Regions from separate parts of the Homo sapiens genome. Here region 2 is linked to region 1. Evidence: read pairs that join two places in POLR2A ChIA-PET (ENCODE). Cell type or tissue: OCI-LY7. All regions are shown on one strand. Each heading gives the region's core, and the rest is flanking DNA. Links, peaks and the distances in the headings are about the cores only.

What was found. ChIA-PET counts read pairs that join two places held together with the same protein. Peaks named below come from ENCODE experiments on the same cell type or tissue, not always from the same donor. Only the 100,000 strongest peaks of a DNase experiment are listed, where the experiment ranks them.
Region 2: POLR2A ChIA-PET joins it to region 1 with 7 read pairs; 4 of 35 experiments call an interaction of 5 or more read pairs at or near these places.

The regions. Positions count from the first base shown.
Region 1 is chr17:77,875,363-77,886,688 of GRCh38, forward strand. LINC01973 (long intergenic non-protein coding RNA 1973) reads right to left here and starts at 8,725. Exons shown (of 2, transcript NR_028337.1): 1 at 8,560-8,725; 2 at 3,639-8,176. RefSeq lists a silencer at 722-907 and an enhancer at 7,203-7,562. In OCI-LY7, for the core only: no CTCF peak of the experiment used is centred there; DNase peaks (open chromatin) are centred at 6,369 and 7,239; H3K4me3 peaks cover 1,970 bases; H3K27ac peaks cover 2,039 bases.
Region 2 is chr17:77,669,941-77,678,036 of GRCh38, forward strand. It overlaps LOC107985079 (a long non-coding RNA gene), which reads left to right. Exons shown (of 2, transcript XR_001753032.2): 2 at 7,363-8,096. Among named protein-coding and RNA genes, the nearest start is that of LINC01987, 55 kb to the right of the region's middle. In OCI-LY7, for the core only: no CTCF peak of the experiment used is centred there; no DNase peak of the experiment used is centred there.

The sequences.
Region 1 (11,326 bases), core at 3,540-8,539:
TTTTTCTAAATCACTTCCAGTTATTTTTTCTGATGACCCAAGTAGTGCCTTTTCTGTTACCCAGGAACATGGTAGAGGGGCTGATTGGGGTCAGAAGTCCGGGGGACCAAGTTGGGGACCTCATAAGGAGAGACAAGTTTGGGAGAAGGATGGCAAGCTCCTCTCTGGATGGGTTGAGCAAGAGGCACTTTAGAATTCTTGAATCTGCCTCTGGGCAGGAATGTCTGGGAGAGTTGGATGCCCAAGGCTGGCTCTCAGGTGTGGGCTGGAGTGGCAGACTTGGAGTTCCTTGGCACAGATACGACATCACATCATGGGCTTGGATGGGGTCTCTGGGACAGTGTGTGGAGTTGAGAGAGGAAAAGGCCAAGAATGAAACAAGGAAGAGAAAACCTGGAGAACAGAAATCATCAAAGTGTGGCAGGAACACAGAGGGGGACGAGACCAAGACAGAGGGATGCAGTGAAGCCGGGGAGGAGGGGGCTTCAAGAAGGGGCAGGTCAGCTACATCATGTGGCCAGAGAGCTCAGTTCAGATGAGGCCCCAAATGGCCCACTTGATGTGGTACTTGACATGTCAGCAGGCAACCAGGAGAACACAGCAAAAGTGACATTATGCCAGTTCTGGGTCCAGTCTTGAAGACTGGCACATTTCACTTCCTCTTTCTTAAAATGTGCTCTCTTGGGGCCCTCCCTCTCAGACCCAGGCACCCATGCTGTGAGAATCCCAGCCTAGGATACGTGTAGCCTCTCCAGTCAACAGCCCTGGTGGAGTGGCCAGCCCAGAGTGAGTCAGCATCAAATGCCAGATGTGAGTGATACATCTTGGGGACTCTGACTTAGTCATGTTTGTTTATGACTGAAGCCCCATCCAGAAGAACCTCCCAGCTGAGCCCAGTCAACTCATAAACTCATGAAATAACAAAATGGTTGGTTTTCACAAGCCAAAAAAAAAATGTGTCATCAGAGATTCCACCAGAACAACTTTAATGGCTTGATGGGGATAGACCCCTAACCAAGAGGGATAAAGCATGAACAAGCATGTGTATTGTGTGCACATAGGCATGTGTGCAGGGAGGAGAGACAGTGTTTAGAAGGGCTTCGTTGAGGAACTTGACTTTGGAAGGATTGCTCATTTCCCTTCACTATTTAAAAGGTCCCATCTTTGCCAGGTCTCAGGCAAATTTCCTACCAGGAAAAGCCCACCCACAGCTTGAGAAAGCGGCTTCATCAAAGATCTTGACCCTGTGATCAAGCAGTCTCAGAGCCTTAGGCAGGGAGCAGCAGCCTCAGGCCCCAGTCCCAGCCCTTCTACTTAAATTATTGGGTCTCAGTTGGAAACAGTGGCTCACGACTATAATCCCAGCACTTTGGGAGGCTAAGGCAGGTGGATCGCTTGAGGTCAGGAGTTCAAGTCCAGCCTGGTCAACATGGTGAAACCCTGTCTCTACTAAAAATACAAAAATTAGCCAGGCATGGTGGCACACGCCTGTAATCCCAGCTACTCGGAAGGTTGAGGCATGAGAATCACTTGAACCAGAAAGGTGGAGATTTCAGCGAGCTGAGATCGCACCACTGCACTCCAGCCTGGGTGACAAAGCGAGACTCTGTCTCAAAAAAAAAAAAAAAAAATTGGGTCTCAATTTCCTCCTCTCCAATGCAGGGTTAATGGCACTTCGCCTGCCAATTTCTCAGGGCCATTGCTGGAAAGAAATAAAATGAAGGATATAAAAACTATCAAGGCAAAGGCTAATGTAAAAGATTCTTCTGATTCCTACTCAAAGGGAGGAGGAGGTTGAGGGAGGAGGAGGTTGAGGTCCAACCAGAAGCTGGCGGCCTCCTGAAGTTTCGACAGCACACTTCTCTAAAAGCAAGCTTAGGAAGATCAAGGCACCCACAGGGCTTTGAATCTCACTAGCAACCTCTGGCAACCCTTCCATTCTGCTCAGATTGACATTGTGCTAAAGAGCCTGCCTTTGGCCCCTTTGAGGGCTTCTTGGATTTGCAGGGAAAGTTAGGGACTGCTTCTGTGACCAAAATCAGAAGCCATTTCTACAGCACCTGCTAGAAGAGCTGGCTTCCCTCTCTGTCTAACATAATCCCATTTTCTGCCTCCAACATCTATGGCTTGAAATCTGTGCTGCCTTATGGCATGGAGGAGAGAGCACCAGAAAATGAGCCTAAAAAGTCAGAAGTTCAAAAAAGAGAAACAGAAAACATTAGCACCTTTATCCTACTGACCTGCAGGCAGCATCCTGCACCAGGACTGTGAGGAAGCCAAGAGAAGCCGAGAGCAGGCATAAGATGCAAAACAGAGTAAAATAAATAAAAGTCACGCATCGTGTTAGGGAGAGGGTCCACGTGGCCGACCAATGGCAGCAGACAGCCCCTCCTGACAGCTGCAGCTTTAGGGGGCCTTCAGAGTGGTTTCCATGGCACCCGTGCCTTCATAATCCTCACCCAAGCGGCTCTCCTTCAGCTCACCTTGCGTCACCAAGCTGGAGGAGAAATGAAGTAAGTGTGACAAATATGCTGATATCCAGAGAGAAAGAGAAGGTGGGGGAAGGAGGGAGGCAAGCCCAGGGGCTTCCTCCAGGGCAAGTGGCTGGGGTCCCTGCCTGGGGCTCTGAGGGCATTTCTGGGGGACCAGGCCTAACCAAACTCTGATTTAGAAAAATCCAGGGACTCAAATACCCAAACAGTTTGGAGAGAAAGGTGATCTGAGCTCCTGTGGGCAGATGGTCGGGCCTTACACAGCAGGTCCCTGGGAACACAGAACCCTGGGGCACCAGGCTCCATGGCCACCACGGTCAGGTCTTATTGTGCTCACTCCCCTCCAGGCCCCTGGCAGAAAGTTCAGCCTTTATCTCCACGCTGGCATATAAGCTGTGTGGCCTGCATTCACCGTGTGACCTCGCAAAGCCTGTGCTCATCTCTCTGAAAAAATACTGGGTTGTCCTGAATATTGAAAATCCTATATTTAGATGTTCCCAGCTCATGCCTAGGACATAGAAGGATTGCAGACAGCTGCAGATTTTTAATATACCCATTTCGTTGAAGTACAATTCACATGCAATAAAACTCACTAATTTTAAGTATACCATTTGATGGATTTCAACATGTATATGTAGTCATGGAGCCACCACCCAATCGAGATAGAGAATGTCTCTATGATGCAGAAAAGTCCCTCCTGGCCCTCTGCAGTCAATCTTCTCCCCCCATCTTGGCCCCAAGCAACCACTGATGGATTTTCTGTCCCTAAAGCTCTGCCTTTTCCAGAATGTCATATATACAGAGGCCTCTGTGTCTGGCTTCCTTCACTTCGCACAATGCTTTCAAGGCTCACCCACATTGCTGCATGTACCAGTAGCTCCTTCCTTTTCCCTGCTGGATAGCATTCCATCCTTTGGATTAAACAGAAACTTTCTTGCGTGTGTGTGTGTGTATGTGTATGAGACTGGGTCTTGCTCTGTTGCCCAGACTGGAGTGTAGTGGCCTGATCATAGCTCACTGCAGCCTCGGCCTCCTAGACTCAAGCAATCCTGTTGCATCAGCCTCCCGAGTAGCTGGGACTGCAGGTGTGCACCACCATGCCCAGCTAAATTTTTTTATTTATTGTATTTTATTTCCTGTTTTTTTCTTGTTTTTTTTTTTTTTTTTTTTTTAGAGATGGGGTCTCACTATGTTGCCCATGCTGGTCTCAAACTCCTAGGCTAAAGCAATCTTCCTACCTTGGCCTCTCTAAGTGCTGGGATTAAAGCCGTGAGCCACTGCACCCAGTCAATAATAACTTTTTAAATATTTGATTATGTTTAATGATACTTGAAGTCCACCCTGAGTCCTGTTCCCCTTTGTAATACTCTGCTGTTTCTTCTTGGGTTCATCTCAGAGGTATCATCATGGTCACACCTTCCTGGCATGTTCCTGAGCTTTTATCTTCACGCAGACCCAGTAGTACCTGCTGGTGGGGAGAGGGGTAGGGAAGGGGTGGGGGTCGCCCACCCAACCCAGGCTCACCCCCAATCCCATGTGAAACTGCGCCCACCCGCCATGGCTGCACCCATGGGTGTCACCAGTGGGACAACAGTGCAGGCGTGGCCTTGCTGTAGCATGCCTGGTCCACCTAATGCTTTCCCAGCCCCTGCCTGACCTTTGCCAAATCTGTCCTTTCTTTCTCAGCCCTAGAGCCCCACAGAGAAGGTGGCGTGGAAGGTCCCCACAAAAGAATCCAGCCCTTCTCCATCCACTGATTTCTTTTCTTTCATTCATTCAACAAGAAATTATTGACGGGCTTCCTGTGCCAGGCACAGGCCAGGGGCTGGGTGGCAGGCAGAGGGGCAGCCTCCAGGGCCGCAGGGCCCAGCCAGGCCCACCTCCATCACCTCTCCTTCCCCGCCCCAGACTTGGCCCAATAGGCAGGACTGAAACGAAACCTCGCCCCTCCAGCATCCTCCAATTTCTTGCTCTTAGTTCAGACCCTGCACAGCAGCAGGCAATTGAAAAGGACTTCCGGATACCCGCTCACACTTTCATCCTTCTTTTCTCTCTGCCTTTTTTCATCTTCTTTTTAAAAATGCTCTTTAATAGTGGGAAAGTTAGCATGAAAAGGAGAGAAAATGAGGCTTGAAAAGAATGTGTCTGATGTGCAGCAATTTGTTCACCTGCGAGAGGTTCTTCCCCTCCTGAACCTCGCTGCTGGGGGGCCCAGCGCTGCCGGGCGGCAGGAGGCGGGAGGCGGCTGGGAAGCTAGAGGAGGCCCGCTCTTCTGCCCTTCTGAAAGCAGAGGCAGGAGGTGGGTCAAGGTAAGAGATTGGCCTCATGACAGCAAGTAAAGTCAGGGTCGTAGGAGACCAGGGTCACCTGCCATGTCCCTCTGGCATCTGTTGGAGCCACAATAGGGACCTGGAGAATTGTTCACCATAAGGCATTTCCTTTCCTGTCTTAAGGCAAGAGCCTGGTGTCCTGTGTGGTGGGGAAAGGGGGCCTAGAGTCAGGGAATGGGGTCCCAGCAGGGCAGGTTCAGGGCCTGGTCACCCCAGGACTCAGACCACCATTTCTTCCTCCCTCCTACTTGGGCTCCAGCCACATGCCCCACTGACCTCTGGAAGAGCCAGTCAGATCCCAGCGAAGGATCCTTCCCCGAGGATCCCAGCTGGGCTTAGGGTTTCAAGAAAGCCTCAACTGGCCTCCATCCACTCTGCGCTGGACTGAACCAGCTGCCCCCTCCCCTTACTCAATGAGAAAGCTCAGGACCCACATGCAAGACAGAGCCTGCAAGAGAAGACCCCCGTCGAGCTCCTTTCCTGCAAAGGAGACCATTCTTTGGCTCCTATCATGAGAGGCAGGGAGGCAGGGAGGCAGGGAGGCAGGGAGGCAGGGCCAAAGTACCCACAGGGCAGGTGCTGCTAGAGCTTGTTTCCCTGGGAAATGACAGAGGGGTACGACGCCAGCGAGCCTGGAGTCTTGACAGGCTGGACGGCCCAATGATTAGACAGTGGGCTCTGGGCCAGCCTGCCTGGGTTCAGATAAAATCAGATCAAATCCATTTGCTGCTTATTAGCTGTGTGGCCAGGACTGGAACCAGACAGAAACTGGGGGTGATTATAGCGGTGCCTCTCTGAGTCATTGTATAAGTTACCACCCATAATGCTCTTGGGATGGTACTTGGCACACAGTAGGTGCACGGAGAAGGCTGGTGTCCCGAGCTCAGCATCATTATTCAGCCAGACCCTCCCCAGCATAGTAGCGCCCACCCCGCTGGCAGGATAGGAGGATGGAGGATGGGTACTTCCCCCCTCCCCTTCCACCTGGGGCAGGGAGAATCTGCCAGGAGTGCCCCGTCCCTGAGCTCCAGCCTCCCCCACCACCCCCAGTGACAAAGACAGAGCTGGAGCTGGGCTGGGTAGCAAAAGCTGCAGACAGGGGGCTGGGCTGATACCTCAGGGTTGCCCCCACACTGCACAACTCTGGGGATGCCATTTACATCAACAGCCCATGGTGGCCCCTGCCCAGGGCCAAGGCACAAGCTCTGGAGGAGACAGGCCAGGGTTCCCTGAGATGCCGTTTGCCCACCAAAGGCTGCTTCAAAGCCCCAAAGAATAAGCCTGACAAGGCAGAGACAGAAGCATGGGCTGAGAAGGGCCTGGGAGCCCGATTTGCCGGTGGGCCCAGCCTGGGGGGACGTGGGTTTTCCCTTCTCCTGGAGCACAGTGGCCTAGTTTTGTCCTGGAGACTGAAAAGACAGACCCAGCGAAAAGCTTCATGCTGTCCCTCCCTCAAAGCCATCTCACGCCCACACATCTCCACACCCCTCCCCAGAGGCCAGAGCTGCGGGAACCCCAGTGAGAGTGTGGTTTCCTCTCAGCCTCGCCCCTCAGAGACTTCCGCTCAGCAGCAGCTGCGGCCAGGCCAGCTCGAGGCGAGACATCAGCCAGTCCTTGTGAAACCTCCCTGCACGGTGGAGACAGACAGAGACAGGGCACCAGGCCAGGCCCCTTCCAGTGGAGGGGGCAGCAAGTGAGCAGGGGCGGTCAGAGGGGTGGGAATCACAGGGGAGAACAGTGACTAGGGAGAGTGATAGAGAAGTGTGTGCCACTGCTGTGTGCATGTGCAAATGTGCATGTATGCACATAGGTATGTGTGCTGCACGCTCAAGTGTGTAGTATGTGTGCAAGTGTGTAGGTGGGTGTGTGCAAATGTGTGAGCAAGCACAGCTGTGTGCAAATGTGTAAGTGTGCACTGTATAGGCACAAACGGATATGTGTCAGTGTACAAGTGCTGCTTGTGCAAGTTTGTGGCTGTGTGTGCAAATGTATGCGAGTGTGTCTGTGCCTGTATGCAAATGGGTGTATGCAAGTGTGCAGGTGTGTCACACAAGTGCAAGGGTGCATTTCTGCAAATGCACATGTGTGCAAGTGTGTGGACATGCGTGCAAATGGGTGCTAGTGCACAGGTGTGTGGGTGTGCAAGTGGATGCAAACGCATATATGTGCACATGTGTTCAATGCATGTGTGTGCAACTGTGCACATGTGTGCAAGTGTGTGTGTGTGAGTGCCCTGGAAAAGAGAGAGGGAGAGGAGGAGGGAAGGAAGAGCAGAAAAATACCTATGGTAAAAGCCAGCACTGCCCAGCAGACATGTCCAATGGAGAGCACCAAGAGGCAGAAACAGCCTCTCTTTGTTCCTGTCTCAGTAGCGGGCATAGTAGCAGTACAATGACTTGTGCTGCCTGCCTGGCAGATCACACAGGTCACAGATGCCTCCTCGTCACAGGATGTGGTCGCTGCACCCTGTCCTAACTCCAGTCCTTTCCCTCACCTTCACCAGCTAACCCCTTCCCTCCAAACCCCCTCCCCTGATTGCTGTCAAGGTCAGCAGGCCCCGCCCCATCCATGAGCGAGCCAAGGGTAGTATCTGCTCAATGCCGTCACTCCGTGTGGGCCAGCTTCTCCTCGCCCAGGAACAAGGGGATTTCCTGACTGTCTCTTTAGGCAGGGTGACGTAAGCTGTTTTGCTAGTGTAGAGCCAAAGAGCCTTCCAGGCCTTCATTTATCTAGATGTGGAGTCCTTTGGGAATGAGCATAGCAGGCTTGTTCCTGCCCAGCATCTTGGAAGATCTCGGACTAGTGCTCCCTGCAGATGATTGGGACCTAAGAAACAGAGCCCTGCAGAAGGACTGGCAAGACCACATGTCCCGGGGTGGCCAGTGTTTCCAGCAGTGACACTTGGGATTGAAACCAACCTTTGCAGAGCGAGAGACCCCACAGTACCAGCTGTGCCACTGACTGGGAAGTGCCCAGCCTTGGCCCTAGAGTGGGAAAATGGCCTGGACATGAAATGTGTGGGGACCTGACACCTGTGCTGGCCCCTGCAGCAGAGGCAGAGGCCCAGGCAGGCGGGGACCTGCTTTTCCCAGGGCTCTCCAGGGAGTCCCTGCACAGCCCTCAAGAGCCTGCCCTGCGTTATCATCCTCAAGGTCAAGAAACTTCCTTGGGGGAGTCTCCAGAGACAGGCAGCCTGGCCATGCCCTGGCGGACCCACCCACTCTACTCCAGGACCTCCGGATTTGGTCTGGGAGTCTCGGCACAGGGGAGTCTGCCATCGAACCAGCCACCTGCATCAGAGCCGGGTCCACCTCCTCCGTCCCGCTGTGGCTCTTTGAGCCTCAGTTTCTTCATCTGTAAGGTGGGAGGTGAGGATGACCAATTCAGTGTCTGGTGAAGACAAAATTTATCCCCTTGTCCAGGGCTGGCCTGGAGCAGACCCTCCCCTTCCTCCTCATCTCGGCCCCAGGACAAGCATGGCTTCCCTCCCTAGCCTTCCTCCCTTGGAGCTCCAGGCACTGAGGACTCCTGGCAGATCTCATTCATCTCTCTCTCTCTCCCTCTCTCCCTCTCTCTCTCTCCCCGACCCCCCCCCCCCCGCCAGAAAGCCACGTAGATATCCCTCTCTCCTGGAAAACTTTCCTGCCCCCAAGCCCCGGTGGGGTGCCTCTCCTACGGCCTTGCATGTATCCCAAACTTTCCCTACCTTCCCATCAATCGTGGTGAGCTGGAATTACCTGATAATCTACCTGCCTCTCTCTTGGACTACAGTCCCCTTGAGAGTGAGACTGGGTCCAGTAGACTGTTGTCTGCCCAGTGCCCAGCACAGGGTAGATGTCCATGAAATATACATGGACCAGTGACCGACTGAGATTGAGACTTGACTGGAAGCATCTTCCAAATGGCTGCTGGGAGAGCAGCCCATCCGGCACCCCAGCTCATGCCCCATCCCCCACTCCTCCAGCTCCTCTCCTCCCAAGTCCCTGCCGTCACAGCCAAGCTCGCGCTCCAAGGCAGCTCTGCCATCATCTGATGCAGACTCGTCAGCTGTTGCCATGGAGACCAGCCAGCAGTGAGCTCTGTGCCCTCCTGCTGCAGGGGCCGAGCAGAGCATGGGGGCACCCTGAAGCGTGCAGAGAGAACCCATCAAGGAGGAGGCGGGGGGAACGCGTGGCTCTGCATCCAGGCAAACCTGGAGTTGGGCCCCATCTGCCCCTACTCTCCTTCCTACACCTGTGACACCTCAGGCAAGTTGCTTCATCTCCCTGAGCCTCCCGTGAAATGCAGAAGATCCCAGCCACCCACTGTTATTGAAGGATGGGATCGACCCATTAGGGCATGGAGCTGTCTCTGTGTCATTTTGGTGTGCCAACCCCTGCCTTGGCTTTCTGGGGGCTGTTTTGAGTGTTCTCTCCCCTTGAACTTTGTGTCCAACTCTCCCCACCTCAACTCAGATGAGGCTGAAGGAAGGAGAGATTCCATTCCTACAATAGCACAAAAAGATTTTCTGTGACATTTGAAAACAAGAAGAAGCCTACAGGTTTGTTAACCAAATTTTGAACTTGGTCTGGCTCTGAGGGCTACTAATGTGGGGGCCACATTGGTTGCTTCCTGCAGTGAGCTAAGGGCTATGGGCAACTCTGCTCATGAAGAGCTTAAGGTGGCATCTCACTTGCAGGACAGCCTCCAGGTCTCACTGGAGTCAGGGAAAGTGATGGTTGTCCTATCTCCTTGTTGCTTTAAATGGTAGCTATCTCTGAAGATGGCTGAATGTCCCTGTGCCCACTGGGGACTTTGGGAACAGAAACATGCCAAGATGCTACAACCGGCCCTGGGCACAAAGCCACCTCTCCAGCTTTCCATGCCCAGCATTAGTCCTGGCATGGAGCTGAACACCTGTGTCTGAGGCAGGCCTAGGCCCTGATGCAAAATGTACCACCCACCTCCTTCTGCCAAATGTCAACTCGACCCAGCTGCAAGGCAGAGAAAACTTGGCAGTGTTCCCAAAGGGGACAGGAGATTGTCTCTTTTGTTAAATGAATGGATGGATGGATGGAGGATGGATGGATAGATAGATAGATGGGTGGATGGGTGAAAGGGTGGGTGGATAGGTGGTTGGATGGATGGGTGGATGATTGGATGGATGGGTGGATGGATGGGTGGGTGGGTGGGTGGTGAATGGGTGGGTGGGTAGATAACTGGATGGGTGGATGGGTGGTTGAATCGGTGGATGACTAGGTGAAAGAATGGATGAATGGATGGGTGGGTGGATGAATGGATGGGTGGGTGGGTAGGTGGATGGATGGATGGGTGAGTGGGTGGATGGATGGATGGGCGGGTGGGTGGATGGATAGGTGGGTGGGTGGATGATTGGAGACAGGAAAGAAAGAGAGAGAGAGAGAGAGAAAGGGAGGGAGGGAGGGAAGGAGGGAGGGAGGGAGGAAAGAAAGAAGGGAAGGAAGGAAGGAAGGAAGGAAGGAAGGAAGGAAGGAAGGAAGGAAGGAGAGAGACAGAAAGAGAGAGAGAAAGAAAAGAAAGAGAGAGAGAAGGAAGGGAGGAAGGAAGGAAGGGAGGGAGGGAGGGAGAGAGGAAGGAAGGAAAGAAGGAAGGAAGGAGAGAGAAAGAGAGAGAGAGAAAGAAAAAGAAAGAAAGAAAGACACAAAGAGAGAGAGAAGGAAGGGAGAAAGGAAAGAAGGAAGGAAGGAAGACAGACAAAGTGAGGAAGATTGCACCAGGATTGCCTCAGATGGGTCTTGCTATGAATAAAATTCAATAATACCAAGAAGAGCTTTACAAAAAGAGAGAGAGAGATAAGGTCAAAGAGACTTTTATGTGCTTCATGAATGAAGAACACTAAGGAGAAACGTTCCAGAAAATTTAGAGGAAAAAAAAAGTGGCTGAACATAAATTTTTGGTGAGGATAATAAAAATAAATAATGCCATAAACTCTTAGAAAACCTGGTGGTTTTCCTTCAAGGGCTTCAGTTAACTCCAGAGTGAGCTGTGAGCTGTGTCCAATTCCGTCATTTCACGGAGCAGGACACTGAGCCACGGGCCATTGAGACTTGCGTGTAATGCGGAGCTGGCGAAACACAACAGTGAGGTGTTTATTGGAGAATTTTGAATATGACTAAGTCCTTCTTTACAGAGCTTAGCATTTTCATCGTCTGTTTTAGGATGAGAGAACAGCATCAGCAGCATTCGGCACGATTGACAGGTTGTGTTTGCTCTTTGCTTATACCTCCTAAAAAGTGGACTGTCTTGGAAGTTTTATTGTAGTTCCCCTCGAAGCAGCCGCAGGTGCTCACTGGCTCACTGACAGCGAGGAGGTGATGCAATGGGCGCAGTCATTCCTCACTGCCATCGGCGTGTGCAGCTTGGGGAAGCACCACAGCACCGGGCGTGGCTCAGTTGACCAGCTGAAGGTTCCAGATCATGGAGGCAGAGAGGAGAAGCTGGCGACAGAGGGCAAGGCGGGATCTGTGGAGGCTCTTCCTCTGCCAC
Region 2 (8,096 bases), core at 3,017-8,016, 210 kb before region 1:
ACGTTGGCCAGGCTGGTCTCGAACTCTTGACCTCATGATCCACCTACCTCAGCCTCCCAGAGTGCTGGGATTACAGGTGTGAGCCACAGCGCCCTGCCCAGTGATGATTCTTATTGAGTGATTTTTTTTTTCCTGTATGCAATTAATTTTTTTTGGCTGCTTTTACATTTTTCTCTTTATCTTTGGTTTTCAGAAATTTGACTCCGATATGCCTAGCAGAAGTTCCTTCGTGTTTATCCTGTTTGAAGTTTGTTGAGATTCTTGGATATGTGGATTGATATTTTAAATCAAATTTGAAATTTACAGTTACTATTTCTTCAAATATTGTTTTCTGCCCCATTTTTTTTATCCTCTCTGTTTGGGACTCCTGTTACATGTATTTTAGATTACGTAACATTGTTCCACAAATCACAGCGATTCTATTAATCTTGTTCACTCCCACTTCCCTTTGTACTTATGTTTGGAGAGTTCCTATTGGCCTGCCTTCAAGTTTACTGATGCTTTCTTTTGCAATGTATCTGCTGCTGTTAAGCCCATTCAGTGAATGTTACAATTTCAGATCTTTTATTTTTAAGTTCTACAAGTTCCATTCAGTTTATATATATATAATATATATATATATAGTGTCTATTTCTCCGTTGAGATTCCCCATCTGTTCACTTTTTACATATATATTCATTTTATTTATATATATATTTTACATATTTATTCATTTTACATATATTCATTTTATTCATATATATTCATTTTATAAGTCATGAACACATTTATAAGGGCTGTTTTAAAAATCGTGTTTGCTAATTCCCATATTTATATTATCTCTGGGTTTGTTTCTATTGACTTGGTGTTTCTCTTGGGTATTTTGTCACATTTTCCTGCTTCATATATCTAGAAATGTTTTACTATATTCCAAATATTGCTGACACATTATTGATCATTTGGATTATTTTGTCTTTATTTAAAGAGTGTTGGATTTTTTTCTGGCAGGTAGTTAATTTGCTGGTGGATCGGCTGAATCTTGTCTTGGCTTGGTTTTAAGCTTTGTTAACGTGGATCTGAAGTAGCTCTTACTCTAACGCTGTAGTAGCCCTATTCCTAAGGTGTGGACTTTTGAAATCTCCACTAAATTTTTGAATGTTCAGCAATGTCTCCCCACTTTGGCTGGTCAGAACTTCAATGTCTCCCAGCACGGTGCTGGGAGACATTGTGCTTTAGAATCTCCATTTAGCTCACAGCTCTCTAATAGTTGTTCTGTGTCAGGCCTTATGTAGTCTCCTCCTAAGCATAACCTGCTTAGTATTTGACCAAAAACTCTAGGGAACTCCATGTCAATCTTGGGACATACTTGTATGCATAGCTCTCTCTACTCTGGTACCCTGCCCTGCAAATTCCAGATTCCTCAGCAACCTTGAATTATTTTTATTTTTATTTTTTATTTTATTTATTTATTTATTTACTTATTTATTTTGAGCTGCAGTCTCACTCTGTCACCCAGGCTAGAGTGCAGTGGCACGACCTTGGCTCACTGCAACCTCCACTTCCTGGGTTCAAGCTATTCTCCTGCCTCAGCCTCCCGAGTAGCTGGGATTACAGGCAGCTGCCACCATGCCCAGCTAATTTTTTTGTATTTTTAGCAGAGATGAGGTTTCACCATGTTGGCCAGGCTGGTCTCAAACTCCTGGCCTCAAGCGATCTGCCCATCTTGGCCTGCCAAAGTGCCGGGATTACAGGTGTGAGGTACCACTCCCAGCCAGCAACCTTGCTTTCTGTTTTCTACTTTGTCCACCCAATGATAGAGCTTTCTGTTTGGGTTCTTCTTTCCCATACCTCAGTTTGGAAATGCTCCCAGGCAAAAATCCTAGGTAGAAATGGATCTTACCTTGTATGTTTTCATCCTCCCATGGATCTTAGCCTCGTGCCGTATTCTGCCCAAAGCCTGTTGTCAAAAGCCTGCCTGAAGTAAAACTGCTCCTTTACTTATTGTACCACCTCTGTAGTAGTCTGTAGCAAGGCGGTATGTCTGATGCCCATTATGCTACCACGGCAAAACTGCTAAATCTCTTTCTAGCTATGGAAATGTTACTTCTCAGAAGCCACCTCCAGCACCCCCACCCTGGCCTTATTGTACTTATCTTTATAATCTAATTGGCATCACAAGTTCATGTCTGAAACAGTCATTGACGAGGTGAGTGGAATCACCATGATTAATTTTGACTACATCAAGCTCCCGCTTGGGCTGGGGGAAGGGATTCCCCCTCCCTAAGCACATGCATGTCCAGGATCTGGGCATGATCAGGTTCCATTACTAAGGGAGAAGGGGACAATGAGTGTGGGTGGCTCAAGGGTCCTGCCTCCCTTGTCCTCTAACTTCTCAGTTTCCAGACCCCATCTCAGGAAGCCCAGCTCTGCTCTTATGTCGGTCCTCAGGAGTTTGTGTCTTCATTGTAACCTTCTGCACTGGGCTGAATTTGTCCCCTCAAAATTCATGTCCATCCAGGATCTATGAATGTGAGCTTATTTGGAAAAAGTGTCTTTGCAGGTGTAATCGGGTTAAGATGAGGGCACACTGGATTAGAGTGGCCCCGATCCAATGACTCGTCCTTATAAGAAGAGGAAAATGTGGGCACAAAAACATCCACAGAGGGAAGACAAAGCCAGACACAGGGAAGGTGGCCACGTGAAGACACAGGCAGAGGGTGGAATGAAGCACTGATAAGCCAATAAATGCCAAGGTCAGCCAGCAGCCACCAGAAGCTAGGGAAGAACATGGAGCAGATTTTTCCCTCCAAGTCTCCAGAAGGAACCAACCCTGCCACTACCTTGACTTTGGACTGCTGGGCTCCAGAACTGTAAGAGGAGACACTTCTGTTGTTTTAAGCCACCCATAGTTTGCAGTGCTTTGTTAGAGCAGTCCTAGGAGATGAATATACATTCCAATAACAGGCCATTTTGTTGAGCTGGTTTGAGCAGTTTTCTATCTCTTTGCTTAAAGCAAAGGAAAATCCTTCACCATCATGCTCCTCTTCCTCCTTCACCTTCTTTGGAAATTCCACTTCCTCCTGTCCTGTTAAGTCTGCACAATGCCCTCACCAGCCCTCCTTTTCTCTCACCAGGGACCAGCTTTTGCCCTTCACATGCCCTTGGCCCTCAGCCGCATGACCTCTATGGTTTATGTTGCAGACTCTGAGGGACATCTGTTCTGTCTTCTCCCAGTATCGGGGTCCCACTGTCAGCACCCAGAGAGTAGACAGACTGGTGTGTTACACAGTGTGTGATGGACCGGCACTGTGATGGTTAATTTTATGTCAACTTAACTGGGCTAAGGGATGCCCAGATAGCCGGGAGAATATTATTCTGGGAAGGCCTGTGAGGGTGTCTCTGGAGGAGGTTAGCATTTGAATCAGTAGTTTGGGAAGAGAAGATCCACCCCCACCCACGTGGGCAGTCATCTATCAACCCTTCGAGGGCCCAGAGAAAACACAAAAGCAGAGGAAGAGCAAACTCTGTCTCCCTCCTTGATCTGGGACATCCATCTTCTCCTGCCCTGACACTGGAGCTCCTGGTTCTCAGGAACTTCAGACTCCAGGACTTGCCCCAGCAGCACCAGGTTCTCAGGCCTTCAGCCTCAGACTAAGGGTTGTGCCACCAGTTCACCTGGATCTCAGACTTTCAGACTCAGACTGAATGACACCTCCAGCTTTCCACGTTGTCCAGCTGGCAGATGGGATATCATACGATTTCTCAGCCTCCATGATCATTGAGCCAATTCATCACCTGTATCAATATCAACATCTATATCTATATCATCTATTAATATATCTATGTCTATTTCTATACTATCCATTTCTGTCTGTCTATCCGACTGTCTATCCACCCATCCATCCATTTATCTATCTATCTATCCACTGTCTATCCATCTATTTGTCTATCTCTGTCTGTCTGTCTGTCTGTCTGTCTGTCTATCTATCTATCTATCTATCTATCTATCTATCTATCTATCTATATATCTCCTATTGATTCTGTTTCTCTGGAGAACCCTGACTAATGTGAGGCAACTATTGGGAGTGGTTTGGGGCTGCAGAAATCTGTGAATCTGAAGCCAGTCAACCAGATGGAGTCTGGAGAGGCCGAGCCCTCAGCGCCAGGGCCCTCTCCCACACTCCAGCTCCGCATTTGGAGCCAAGGCCCTTCATCTGCTAAATGCAAACCCAAAGTGAAGGGCCCCCGGGACCCAGGATTATGGACACTCAAAACTAATGCCAAATAAACAAGGCAAAATTATTTGTAATTACTCCTAAAGTCATTTACTTGTATCAGTAATTGACCTGTGCATTCTTTAATCTTTAATGCGCTTTTAAAATTCAGCCTCAGGGAGTCATCTTGCTTATTGACATTTGTCCTGGTGAGGACTCTGGAGGCATGAGGCTTTGGTTAAGATGTCTTAAAAAGAAATAACCAATTTAGGAAGCCATGACTTTCACACATCAGGGTAAGGAGGCACAGGGAGAGGGGCTGTAGCTGCCTGTGTTTTCCCTGGTCAGGACAACAATGGTAGTGACGACGATGATGATGATGGTGACGACGATGATGATGATGGTGACGACGATGATGATGATGATGGTGACGACGATGATGATGATGATGATGACGATGATGACGATGATGATGATGATGATGATGGCGGCACTAAGATTTATTGAAGAATCTGTATGACTTCAATTAATCCTCTTAAGGAAGCTTTAGAATAGGTGCTATTATGAGCTTCATTTTACTGGAGGAGACTATGGCATGGAGAAGCTACATACATTTCCTTAAGATACGCTTTGATTAGATACTGAAGGCAAACTCGACCTCACATCTGCAGAAGCCTCAAACCTTCATCCTACTGCCCCTGATAGGGTGGCCAACAACCACTGCCTTGCAAAGCGGCCGACTGAGGATGCCATACCTGCAGGTCACCTTGGGAAATTACCTGTCTCATCTGTGGTTTTCTTGTCTGCGGAATGGGCATCGTTTTTCACACGTTATTGCAGGTGGTGAGGACTACATGAGATTACACGAACGCGGCTGCTTTACAGACACAGCTCTCTTAGCTTCCTTCCATGCAAGACTGGAGCAAAGGATCTGAGCTGGGTGCAGATGGGGTTTTTCCCCCTCATCTTCTGAAGATGGAAATGTGGACAGACACTTTGCTAACTCTTTATTTTACCCCTTTGAGTGCTGCCAAAGCCAGTGTTTAGCATTGCGAAAGAAACCACACGGGGCTAGTTTGCTGCGGGAGTTATAAATCTCTCTTGGAACAGATTTGAAAACTGGTGACACAGAACAATTGCCCCTGGGGTCAGCAGCTGGGCCATTTGGGGGCCAGACACCACCTTTAGGATTCCCGGTGACGCCTCCCCTCCCATCCTGGTTCCAGGTTCTGCCACCAAGGGCAGGAGAATGCTGAGGAGCATTTCTGGAACCTCTAGACTTCCGACTCCCCCGCTCTGAAGGTGCACTTTGAGGAGGGCTGGACAGTGGAGGCTCCACCTAAGTGGTCCTCTGAGGCCTGAGGTCGGGTGAATTCTGGAGTCTCCAGACCTTACCCAAGAGCCCCTGTCTGTCCTCTTTCCCCATTAGTGTCCCCAGCGGGCCTTCCTGTCCACTGCCGCGGCTCCGTGGAGACCCACCCGGCCATCTCCAACCACATTGCTCCTGCTCCAACCCCAAAGCCCAAGCCCTCCTCCCCTCCCAGCCATGGGTGCTGACACCCCCACACTGTTCCTTCTAGCCTGAACCCTGGCACTTGCCTTTCTTTGGGGCCTCAGCTCTAATCAGGTGCAAGCTTTGCTAATCCTTCCTATGAGTGACCTCTTGTGCTCCTCCTCCCTCCTTCCTCCCTCCTCCATCTGAGATTCTGCATCAGCTCCATCCTAATCTCTAACTGGCCTCTGGATGAAGGAGCCCAGGTGAGCCCCTCCATTTGCTGACCTCCCCCTCCCCGCTGTGGGCCCTGCAACCTCCTTGAGCTGGTCCCCACCCACCCACATCTTCTTCTTCACACTCCCCAGCACTCAGCACACCCCAGCCAAAGCCACGTTGTCACTAAGCCAGACCATGTCACACCCAGCCCAGGCTCCTGCCTTTTGGGTGTAATTTCACAGTTGACATCCTCTGCTTTATTTCGAGCCGAGCTGAGCTTTATTTCGAGCTGAGCTGCCCCTTCAGCTCTCAGCCAGTTTCCTGCATTTGCAGCCCTGGCTTCTGGGTACCTCACCAACCTGCCACACTCCCTGGGCCGTCCGCAAGAACCCAGCCCCGTGCCCCCTTCCTGGAATTCCTCAGGAGCATGGAGTCTGTTTCACATCGGCCACTTTCTGGCGTGTCTTAGACCAGCCGCCTGATTCCCTTTCCCGGACGGCGAGCGCCAGGAATGTGCCATCCGCATTCCACTTTATCTTGTATCTCCCTGGGCTCCCAGCCCCGCGCCGGGCGAAGAGCCGGCACTCAATCAACGCCTGCCTAATGAATTGGCTGAATAAATTAATTTGGGGTTCATTTTCCCGGCCCCCTGCTTGGATGGGGAGGCTGCCTCCCTGACCTGTGGGGTGAGGCCCCTGAGGGCGGGACAGGACTGTGCACTGCCTAGTACATTAAACCGGGTCTCAGATTCCATTAAATCGAGGGGGAGGGAGTGCCTGCCGAGGAGGCTCACCCCAGAGGCCCTGCACGCGGCTCGGGCTGTTTAAGGAGGTTAAAACGAGAGGAGAAGGCTCTACAGCTAATTGTCCTTGTGCGTTAATCACAGTGTGCTGCGGGGGCGCCTGTTAGAATGTGTTAATTTGGTAATTACCGAGGAGGGGGAGGCTGCTCTGTAACCCTCGGCCTTTGTCATTATTTTTTAACTGAAATATGAAATGGAAATGGAAAGAGTGAGAAATTCCAGCCAGGATTTAAACCCAGATAGTGGAAATTCCCATCAGTTCACGTCCTCCTCTGCCGCTGCTGGAATGCCCCACGCAGGTGTCTCGTCTTCGTTTCTGCCCAGCCTAGATGTCTTTGCCCCCTTTTGAGCTTCCGGGTCCCAACACTGAGAGGGGCTCTGTCACCTTCTGTTTCTTGGAGAGACAGGAATGGCGGCCACACTTTATGACAGATATCATAATAGCCCAAAGATTCCAGACCCCGGGGCTCAAGCCCTCCTCCTTGCAGGTCTGGCCTGTATCCCCCACGGCCTTCGTTAATGGGCTGGGGGCTCCCCACTCCCCCAGATGGAATCTTCTCATCTCCCTGCTCAGGCAAGGCTTCTTTTTGCCTGTTGCACTAACTATGGTCCTTGATTTCATCTCTCTCCTCCCTGTTTCCCCACCCCAATCACAGCTCAGATACCAAGTATGCTGGGAACAACCAAGACCCAGGGGGCCGCTTGCTGCTAGCTTATTGTTTGCGGAGTCTTAAATGTGCATAACAGCTGTGCACAGTGTTGCAGAGCCATGCACGAAGCGGACATTGCAACCAACCAGGACTGGGAATTCCATCTTCTCTGCTTTCAAGAGCTCAGGCCTGATTGGTGGTCCTACCTCCCAACTATCTCTGGAATCTCTGCTTTTCTCCTAATTCCATTGCTGCAAAGAGTCTAGATGAAGACTTTGAACTTTTGCCTGGACACCTCCAGTATCCTGATGAAGTCGTTCCCTTCAGCCAGGCTCTGTTTCCTCTGAGCCTGGGTGGAAACAAACAGAGCCTGGTCACCCAAGGACATGAGTATTGGGAACACGGACTCGGATGAAAATCCCAAAAAAAGCCAAAGTCCTCCCAGCGGCCCTCATCCTCAGTGATCAGGCCCCGTTGCTGCTCGGACCTCTCTCTCTCTGCTCCGGCCCCGCTGCCTGCTCTGCTGCACTGGGCTTGTGGGGCTGGGGTGGCTCTGGACACTGGGATATTTTTATTTAACTCCCAAGGCAATTCTAACGTGCAGCCGGGTGGACAGCCAGGATCTCCAGGAGAAGTTCACGTCCTTCTCTGCCGCATCTCTAACCCGGCCTGGGTCTATGGCCCCGGCTCCTCTCCCTCCCCTCCCCATCTTCTTCTCTCCTCCCAGCCCCCCACGCTTA